Regions from separate parts of the Homo sapiens genome. Here region 2 is linked to region 1. Evidence: read pairs that join two places in POLR2A ChIA-PET (ENCODE). Cell type or tissue: PC-9. All regions are shown on one strand. Links, peaks and the distances in the headings refer to the core of each region. The heading gives the core; the rest is flanking DNA. Region 1 overlaps FKBP1B (FKBP prolyl isomerase 1B). Region 2 overlaps ATAD2B (ATPase family AAA domain containing 2B).

Region 1 (5,382 bases), core at 188-5,187:
CCACTACTTCAGATATCCCCTGGAGTACAGGCTTCTTTGCCCACGCAGGAAACATTGCTGCTGGGTCCCAGAAAGCATCTCCCTGAGGCCTTTTCATCCCTCAGCAGCCCCTGAGCTAATCTCCCCATCTTCAGTCTCTCCTCCCTGCTTTCAATCTCGTCCCCAATCTCATATTCACTCCCTTTCTATATCATAGCCTGAAGACTCTTCTTAAAATGCAGTGGCTCACGCCTGTAATCCCAGCACTTTGGGAGGCTGAGGCGGGCGGATCACAAGGTCAGGAGTTCGAGACCAGCCTGACCAACATGTTGAAACCCCGTCTCTACTAAAAATACAAAAATTAGCTGGGCATGGTGGTACGCACCTGTAATCCCAGCTACTCGGGAGGCTGGGGCAGGAGAATCACTTGACCCTGGGAGCCAGAGGTTGCAGTGAGCTGAGATTGTGCCATTGCACTCCAGCCTGGGTGACAGAGCAAGACTCTATCTCAAAAAAAAAAAAGAAAAAAAATGCATGTTTGACTATGCCCCTCCCTCAGGCAGAAGATGTTTTAATGATTCTTCCCTCTCCCCCAGGAGGGGCCTTTGGTGCTATGGTCTATTCTCATCTTCCACACTAGAGCTTCATCTCTCACCACCTGTCCTAAGCCCACCACTAACTTTTTCCTCCAGCTTTCCCAAGCTGCCTGCAAGTTGTCAAACACACCACTCGTTCAGCAAATATTTATTGAACGTGTGTGCTAGGCCCTAAGGTGACACAGTTGAAACAGACAGGGTTCCCGCTATTGCTGGACTGAGGGCCTTTGAACATGTTACATGTTGTTCCCTCTTCCCAGATGGTGTTTTTTCACTTCCTCTGGCAAACTCTTACTTGTCTTTCAAGACCTGGCTTCACCATTCTCTCCTCTATGATGTTTTCCTTGACTTCTGTGGTCAGTTAGCTGCTCCCTCCTCCAGGATCCCATAGAGTCCTCTAAATATCGGCTCTGTGGTTAGGCTTCCTTAGGCTTTGTATCCAGCCCCGTAGCTTTAAATTCCAGCCAAATTTATACCTCCAGTGCAGACTCTTCATCTGCCTACTTGCAATATAAACTCAGATGTCTAATAGGCATCTCAAGATTGCCACCCGCACAAATCTGTTCCTCCCGTCTTCCCTATCTCAGGAAATAGTTGCACTATTCATCCAGTTGCCCAAACAGAAAACCCAAGCATCGTTCTTGTTGTCTCCTTTGTCCTCATCCTGGACCCCATTTCCAGTCTGATTGCATGACCTGTCAGCTCCGCTTCGAAAATATGTCTCCAATCTTTCACTCTCTTCTCTGCTGCCACCACCTTAAATCAAGCTATCATTGATTTCTTGTCTGGATTATTGCAACAGACGCCTAACCGTCCATCCTACACATAGCAGCCAGAGTGATGTTATAAAATCTTAATTCAGATTATGTCATTCTCTGGCTTAAAACCCTCCAGTGGTTTCCTATTGCACTTAGTATTAAATCCGGCTCTTCAAGCCCTGCATGATCCATGTCCTTCCCACCTCTCTCCTCCCTCCCTTCTTTCCAGCACCTAGCCTCCTTGCTCACTGCAAATGTGTTGATTCTGTGCACTTGTTACTCCTTTCCCAAGTGCTATTTCCCAGTATTTTGCTCATCCTTCAAGTCCCAGCTCCAGGGGGCACCTTCTCCAAGAGGCCATCCTGGACCACTCTGTCTGAAATGGCCTGTCCCACTGCATCTCCCTTTAATACATCATTGTGTGTATTTTCTTTAGAGTATTCATCATAATCCATAATCATTTTGTATATTTAAGTATTGTCTCTGTCCATTAGAATATAAACTCCAGGGCGGGTTTGGTGGCTCATGCCTATAATCTCAGCACTTTGGGAGGTTGAGGTGGGAGAATCTCTTGAGCTCAGGAGTTCAAGGCCAACCTGGACAACATGTTAAGACCCTGTCTCTACAAATTTTTTTTAAAAAAATTAGCTGGGCATGGCAGCATGCACTTGCAGTACTAGCTACTCAGAAGGCAGAGGAAGAAAGATTGCTTGAGCCCAGGAAAGGTCAAGGCTGCACAGAGCCGAGATCATGCTGTTGCACTCCAGCCTGGGTGACACACTGAGACCCCTACTCTTAAAAAAAAAAAGTAAACTCTAAAAGAACAGGGATAGAGATCTTGTTTGTAGTGTTCACTGCTGTATCCCTGTGATCAGGCACAGGCTTGGCACACCATAGGTACTCAGTAAATATTTGTGGTTTTGTTTTGTTTTGTTTTGTCTGTTTGTTTATTGTGACAGGGTCTTGCTCTGTCACCCAGGGTAGAGTGCAGTAGCATGAACACAGCTCACTGCAGCCTTGACCTCCTGGGCTCAAACAATCCTTCCACTTCAGCTTCTTCAGTAGCTGGGACTATAGGTATGCGGCACCACACCCAGCTAATTGAAAAGATTTTTTTTTTTTTTTTTTTTTTTTAGAGATGGGGTCTCCCTATGTTACCCAGGGTGATCTAGAACTCCTGAGCTCAAGTGATCCTCCCACCTCAGCCTCCCAAAGTGCTGAGATTACAGATGTGAGCCACCATGCCTGGCCTCTCAGCAAATATTTGTAAATTATTGTGTTTATTCATCTTTGATGGATGGATTATAATCTGCATTGTAATCTGGTATTTGTGTGTCTGTTTCCCTACCTTCCTCATGAGTTCATACATTGCTCTGCATGTCTGAAGTCTGGTCCAGGCCTGGCACATAGGAGGCCAACTGTAAATGTCTGTGGAATGGATGATGTGAAGTAAAAGGGGCAATCAAAGAAAGTGGGGGTGGGGTGGTGGGAAAGCCCAGGAGACAGCAGAATTGAGAAAATTGAGGGGGTAAAGTAAATCCAGGCCAGAGAGGTGACGTGATTCATTCTGGCTCGTACAGGGCCCAGAGCCAGAACTAGGGCCACAGGCATCTCCATGGCATGGAGGGGAATGCAGGCTGGAGCTCTTGGTCAGGATCATACTTAATGTCCCAGGTGTTTTTCCAATATCCTACTCCTTCATCTGCCCTCATGTCTCCCTGCAGGAAGGACATTCCCCAAGAAGGGCCAAACGTGTGTGGTGCACTACACAGGTAAGTCTCACCCCCTCAGCCCCCACCCAGTCCTTCCCCTCCCAAGGCAGGGCTGTCCTCTGAGCTTCTCTCCAGAGGTGCCTGCCTCTGGATCAGGGCTAAAGCCCAAGGCAGCAGGGTCTCCCTGTGACCAGCCATCCTCTACTCCTCCCAGCCAGTCTAGTGGGAATGATAAAGGAGGCTTGGAAGGCCAACTCTTTCCCTCTTCTACCAGCAAGGGCCATCCATGGTGCCAGCTTCTAGGTGAGTCAAACACCTTCAGTCCCCTTCCTTCTGTTGCAGGTATGGTGGAGCCCCTGTCCCTGCTGGGTCTGTCTGATATTTGGAAATCCCTCCTAGAGCTCCCCGCAGACTTTCTCTCCATCCTGCAGTATCATTAGAGAAGAAGAGGAGGGGAGAGGACAGACAAGTCACCCAGAGGCTCCGATGCCATTTGAGGGGTGGGGTGATGGCAGTGCTTTTCTCTGGGTACTGAGGGAGCCCAGAGCGGGACTGATCCCAGTTGGATGCTCTTTATCTGCAGGCGAGGTAGAGTGAGTTCTTCAGGACTGCTGGCAGGAAGATCATGAGCAGGTGTTTGTTCCAAGGGAGGTGAGCACCCTGCCTTGTGACCTGCTTCCTAAAGTGGCAAACTCGATGACAGCCACTTAGCAGACAGCAAGCCCAGGTTAATTCCTAGGACATACTCGGATGGGGCCATTTTTAGCAGTTCTGTGGGCCAGTGTGAAGCACAAGGTTAATTCTAGGCAGATGGTGTGGATGTTTTCAGCAGTTGTGTTGCTGGTCGCTGATGTCAGTGGGCTGGACCATGTTTTATCTCCTGGTGATGTGGCCTAATTACCATGGGTCGTCTGGGGCCTCTGACCTGTGTAATTGATTTAACAATTTTGCATGTTGTAGACAGACCAGTATTTATCAAGTTACTGAAACCACAACATCCTTTTGCAAAGTCCTTTCACAATACATACATAGGGCAGCAGCTCCTGTCTTGGGAGAGACTATGTCTTATCAAACATAGCGGGAGACTATGGGACTTTTGGTAAACTTTAAAGTTAAATATAAATATAGTAGAGAACATAATGTAAGATGTCTAGGTCAATGAATTTTTTCAAAGTGATCACATTTATGTGACTACCACCTAGAGAAGCATAGAACATACAAGCATAGAACCAGCATCCCCAAAAGTCCCCCTGATGCCTTCTCCCAGTCATTTCACCTCCCTAGAGGTAGCTATCATTGTTTTTCTTTTTTTTTTTTTTTTTGTCATTGTTGTTGTTGTTTTGAGACAGGGTCTCACTCTGTGACTCAGGCTGAGTGCAGTGGTGATCACAGCTCATTGCAGCCTCGACCTCTCGGGCTCAAGTGACCCTCCTGCTTCAGTGTCCTGACTAGCTGGGACCACAGACATGAGCCACCATGCCTGGCTAATTTTAATTTTTTGTAGAGATGAGGGTCTCACTATGTTGCCCGGGCTGGTCTCGAACGCCTGTATGCAAGTGATCCTTCCACCTTGGCCTCCTAGTGCTGGGATTACAGGTGTGAGCCACTGTGCCTGGCTGGCAACTATTACTCTGACTTTTGTCTCCATGGATTGGTTTTGCCTATTTTTGAACTTCATCTTAATGGAACCACAGCGTAGGTACTCTTTTGTGTTTGGCTTATTTCACTCACTATTATGTCTGCGAGATATATCCAGAATGGTTTATTCCTCTACAGTATTTTAACGTACAAGTATGTTGCAATTTATGTATCCTCTCTACCGTTGATGAACATTTGGGTTGTTCATAGTTTTTGTTTATTACAAACAGTGTCACTTTGATCAGTCTTGCAGGCATCTCTTAGTGTACATGTGTACAGACATATGTGCATGTTTCTGTTGGGTATATACCTGGAAGTGGGGTACCTCCTGGGCTCAGCGTTAGCAGTACTGTCTGACAGCTTTCCAAAGTCGTTGTGCCAGTTTCCACTCTAGGCAGCTGTGTAGGAGACTGCCAGTTACCCTGTGTCCTCCCCAACACTTGTTATTGTCAGGTTTTGGTTTTGTTTTGTTTTTTCTTTTTTTGAGACAGAGTCTATGTTGCCCAGGCTGGAGAGAAATGGCATGATCTTGGCTCACTGCAACCTCTGCCTCCTGGGTTCAAGCGATTCTCCTGCCTTAGCCTCCCGAGTAGCTGGGATTACAGGCGCCCGCCACCATGCCTGGCTAATTTTTGTGTTTCTAGTAGAGACGGTGTTTCACCATATTGGCCAGGCTGATCTCAAACTCCTGACCTCAGG
Region 2 (5,382 bases), core at 246-5,245, 150 kb before region 1:
TTTTGAGACAGAGTCTAGCTCTGTCGCCCAGGCTGGGGTACAGTGGTCTCGGCTCACTGCAACTTCCACCTCCCAGTTCAAGCAATTCTCCTGCCTCAGCCTCCCAAGTAGCTGGGATTACAGGTGCATGCCACCACGCCCAGCTAATTTTTGTATTTTTAGTAGAGACAGCGTTTCACTGTGTTGGCCAGGCTGGTCTCAAACTCCTGACCTCGTGATCTGCCAGCCTCGGCCTCCGAAAGTGCTGGGATTAGAAGCATGAGCCACCACGCCTGGCCTCTTACTTTTTATTTTATATTTTTATTATTTTATTTTATTTGAGACAGAGTCTCATTGCCAGGCTGTTCTCAAACTCCTGACCTAAAGAGATCCTCCCACCTCGGCCCCACAAAGCGCCGGGATTACAAGCATGAGCCACCACGCCCAGCTTTAGTTTTCTTTATACTAGCTCATCCACTCCAACCTGGTATATTTACAGACTCCCAAGGTTAAAGTGTGCATTAAAGGTCATCTAACTGAATTACTAATCCAAGACATTCTTTACTCCAATTCTGGTCTGTGAACCAACAACATGGGCATGATCTATTTGGAAGCTCATTAGAAATGTAGAATCTCAGGCTCCACCCTCAGATCCACTGAATCAGAAACCATTTTTAAAAGATCCCCAGGTGATTCATGTGCACATTAGAGTTTGAAAAGCATTATTATATAACATATTCAAGACGTAGTCACTGGACCGCCTGACTGCCACCATCATGAGTCGCATGTGCACTCCTGGGAAGGGCCTGTCTCAATCGGCTCTGCCCTGTCACTGCAAGGTTCCCACTTGGCTGAAGCTGACATCTGATGACATGAAGGAGCAGACTTACAAACTGACCAAGAAGGGTCTGCCTCCCTCACAAATCAGTGTGATCCTGAGGCTCATATGGTGTTGCACAAGTATATTTTTGTGACAGGCAATACAATCTTAAGAATCCTTAAGTCCAAAAGACTTGCGCCTGATCTCCCTGAGGATCTCTACTGTTTAATTAAGCAAGCAGTTGCTATTCGAAAGCATGCTGAGAGGAACAGAAAGGATAAGGATGCCAAATTCCATCTGATTCTGATAGATGAATTCACCGACTGGCTCAATATTATTAATACAAGACCAAGCAAATCCTCCCACCCAACTGGAAACATGAGTCATCCACAGCCTCTGCCCTGGTTGCATAAGTTTGTCTACGTACTCAAGTAATAAAATGATTGTTTATCGAAAAAAAAGGAGTCACTGAGGAAGCAACATCATGTATTTTAAGCTAGAGTGTATCTGTGATACAGAAACTAGTACCTATAAACTACTGTACCAATTTAGATAGCCCAGGCCAGCATTACTCCTTCCAATCAAATTTGATCATTCATCTTCAAGACCTATCTCAGGACCCTTTTTTTTTTTTTCTTCATGAAATCTCCCTGAAGAATCTAGCCTAAATTAAGCTTATCCCTGCTACTAGTTGCAGCCCTACTATACATTTGGGCACTTGATTATTTCAACTTAGCATTATATATTTATCATCTTTAAAGTGTCATGTCCAAGTCTTGAAATTCTAGCAAGATTTTAAGCTCCTGAATTACAAAAACGTACCCTATTTTTTAAAATTCCATGATAACAAGGAAAAACAACAAACAAAATTTCTGGAAATTTGTTCACAAATTATTAATATAAATTATTAGGGGCAAGAAAGGAGGGCTCATGGTGAATTAAGTTTGGGAAACGATGAGGTCCAAGGCTTTTTGCTGCAAAACTTCTAAGAGTATTATGATAACATGCAAAATAAATCTCTAAGGATGAAATAAAGTATGTAACATTTCACAAACTTATTTGATCAAGCTCTCTTTTTTCATGGAATATCTGCAGGTACTAGTTTCCCAAACATACTCTGGAAATAAGTACTATGTACCATTGAACTGAAGACAAAAAAAAAAGTAGTAAAATATTTGAATTTTTAAAATAATCCAAGTATATAGTTACTTGAATATCAATTTAAGTGAGTTTTGCACATTTATTTATTGGCCATTTGCATATTCTACTGGCTTTCAATTCCATTCAGAAGTATTTCTCAAACTGTTGTTTACATACTACCTGAATCAAAAATCACCTGCATTACTCATTAAAAATTACAACCTGCTGGACTGGAATCTCTGGAGGTGAAACGTTTTTAACAAGGGCTTCCAAATGATTCTTAGTACACAAAAGTCTGAGGACCTCTGGCATATAACATACTTCAAGTATAATACAAAGCACATCATCCTAACTGCTACAATGTACTGGTATATTTACTTTTTTTGTCACGGGAGGGTTTCAATCTTGATTTGGCTCTATGACAGAGACCTCAGAATAAAGAGGATTACCAAAGACTCCTTCCCTCCAAAGAAATCTAGGGATTTAAGTAAAGTAAGCAACCACGATGTAAACAGGTACAAAATAATTACTTCAGCACCATTTAATTAACTTCAAGCTTTGGGAAAGCTTCTACCTACAAACCTGATGCTAACAATTCACCCTTAATAGGATGATCATAACCCTCAACCTTAACTTTTTCATCTTCCCTCAAAGCATTTTACTAGCTAATGATAACCTAACCCTTTGAGAGAAGGCGTTACCAGTTTCATGACAAAGATATTTAAAAGATTATGCAATCTACCCACAGCCATTTAGCAATCTGTGTCACAGTGATTATAATCCATGAGTAGGAAAAGTACCTCAGGCATAAGGGAAATAATTTCAGTTAACTAACATTTACTGATGACCTACTATGTACATAAGACGTGGAAGGCAGTGGTAAAAAAGATGGATAAGAACTACTTGAGGCCAAGCACAGTGGCTCACACCTGTAATCCCAACATTTTGGGAGACCCAGGCGGTAGGATCCTTGTGGCCAGGAGTTTGAAACCAGTCTGAGTAACACAGCAAGACCTGTCTCTTTAAATAAATAAATAAATAAATAACCTATTTGATGTAGACTTTAAAGGATGTTTTTGGCCGGGCATGGTGGCTCATGCCTGTAATCTCAACACTGAGAGGTTGAGGTGGGCAGATTGTTTGAGCTCAGGAGTTCGAGCCCAGCCTGGGCAAAATGGCAAGACCGTGTCTCTACAAAAATATAGAAAAATTAGCCAGGTGTGCTGGTCCATGCCTGCAGTCCCAGCTACTTGGGAGGCTGAAGTGGGAGAATCACCTGAGCCCCAGCAGTTGAGGTTGCAGTGAGCCATAATCACGTCACTGCACTCCAGTCTGGGCAACAGAGCAAGACTGTGTCTCAAAAATAAATAAATAAATAAATAAATAAATAAATGTTGTTTTCAAGTCTTCTATAGAAGTGGGAATATGTATTCTAACAACTTAATAATGGGGCACATAAAATACCAGAACACAATCCAAGGATGAGATAACTTCCAAGAGAAGTATAATAATAATAATGTAAAATCCTACAGAAATTAAATAATGAAAAGATATAGTCATCCCCACTTAAGCAACTTTTTTAATTCTAACCTCTTTGAATAGATAACTTTTTTCAATTTGTAAAAACCATTCTCTCCTTGACTTTTACAGTCCCTTAAACCATACTCATCAGCTACCATAAATAGTGACTATTATTCTGTCATAAATCTTAAAAAGTGAGGCAAAAGAACTTGAGAATAACTAGAAATGAATAGATGCTGCTCTGGTTTTCAAGGAAGGCTTCATGCCCAGATCTAAATTTGTCAGAAATCTAAAAGCTGGATTTTAATCTAAAAACAAAAAGAATGAAGCCAAGTATAGCATTTAAAAATGAGAGATGCATGGAACTAAGTTAATTAGCAGACCACTAGATTAAATCAAAACTTGATGACGGCCTCATTTAGAATTGGGAAAATCAGAAAGAAGAAATTTAGTCCAGAAAACAAAATAACTAGATTAGCGATATCAGTGCTGTATTCAAAATAAATACAGTAAGGGCAGGTATAAAAAGTGCCGGTTGTTGTTGGTGGTGGTGGTGGTGGTGGTAGTGGTGATGGTGGTGTGGGGAGCCAGGGAACAGGTGATGACGGGAGAAGTATAATGCTGAATTAAAATTGGAAAGTTAGTTTGGAATTATAGCCAGAAATCTAAGGAGAGGTCTATCAGGCTATGGGAAACACACCTCTGAGTTGAAGTGAGTTAAGGAGCAGAGACAGATATGAAACATGGTCATAAAAGAAAATGATCATAGGTAACGTACAGAGTATAAAAACAGAAGGGCAGAAGTCAAAACCTTAAAAAAATGCCTAATTAATGGGGATAAGCACAAGAGATGTCATAAAAATCAGAGACAAATATAGTCTCTCACTAAAACAAGAGGAGTTAAACTGCTCCAAAAAGACTTTAACAGAAGAAAGCTGATAAACCTGAGGATTTGTAAGTAAGAGATCATTGTAACTTCTGACAGGGCAATGTCTGTGAAATGCGGGGTGGAAAACACTAGGTGAATAATGGAGCAAGTGGTGAGCAAGTACAGGTGATGACTACAGAGCTAGTCTTACAAAAGTGTCAGAATTAAAAAAGAAAGAATAGTTTAGACTTGGAGGAAAGGATTTTCCTTCCTTTTTTTTTTTTTTTTTCTTTAAGAAAAGACAACCTGGCTTCTTATAGAAAAAAGGGAACTGTAAGAGAGAATAAAACAAATTATTTAAAGAGTAAGTAAATGATGAGAGAAAACACCTCAAAGAGACAAAGAAAAAACAGAATAGGAACATTTTCCCCCAAGTTAGATCAGAAAATGTATGGGTACAAATCAATCTCTTCCGATTTCCTTATAGGACAGGCTTTTTGTATACTTTTTTTCTTTAACAAGTATTCCTGTTTTCACAAGAAAGCTTAGAAGTGCAGTCAATTTCTTTTTCTTTCATTTATAAAAGGAATGCACAGAGGCAGTGGTTACCATGACTGCAAAAAACAAAACTCTGCACTGCTATTTATTTATTTAGGGCCAACACTATTCTACAAAGTCCTGAAATGGCAAGCATATAAAATGTTCTAAATTTTTCTCAAATATTCCAAGAACAAGGGCTTACTAGTTTAGTATTTCTAAGCAATCATCATGAAAGAATACAGAAAGAGAAAAAAATACATAGAAGCGACCTGTTAGTTTAGGAGATACAGAAAGATTAAAAAAGTCTATAATAATTTAAAATGCATTTTCTTCCACATAAAAATTTCTAAAAGGTAGTTTCTAAAAATCTGAAAATATTACATTATTTAAAATAAGAAAGAGACAATGTAGGTACTGAAAAATGCCACATGGTCAGGCATGATAGCTCATATCTATAATCCCAACACTTTGGGAGGCTGAGGTAAAAGGATCACTTAAGCCCATGAGTTCAAGA

Evidence for each region. ChIA-PET counts read pairs that join two places held together with the same protein. Peaks named below come from ENCODE experiments on the same cell type or tissue, not always from the same donor. Only the 100,000 strongest peaks of a DNase experiment are listed, where the experiment ranks them.
Region 2: POLR2A ChIA-PET joins it to region 1 with 7 read pairs; 7 of 35 experiments call an interaction of 5 or more read pairs at or near these places.

The regions. Positions count from the first base shown.
Region 1 is chr2:24,050,845-24,056,226 of GRCh38, forward strand. FKBP1B (FKBP prolyl isomerase 1B) reads left to right here. Exons shown (of 4, transcript NM_004116.5): 2 at 3,058-3,105. Among named protein-coding and RNA genes, the nearest start is that of FKBP1B, 3.8 kb to the left of the region's middle. RefSeq lists silencers at 2,995-3,186, 3,795-4,089. In PC-9, for the core only: no CTCF peak of the experiment used is centred there; no DNase peak of the experiment used is centred there; H3K27me3 peaks cover 123 bases.
Region 2 is chr2:23,899,938-23,905,319 of GRCh38, forward strand. All of the region lies in intron 1 of ATAD2B (ATPase family AAA domain containing 2B), which reads right to left. It also overlaps the pseudogene RPS13P4. Among named protein-coding and RNA genes, the nearest start is that of ATAD2B, 24 kb to the right of the region's middle. In PC-9, for the core only: no CTCF peak of the experiment used is centred there; DNase peaks (open chromatin) are centred at 754, 1,184, 2,174 and 2,694; H3K4me3 peaks cover 2,230 bases; H3K27ac peaks cover 4,906 bases.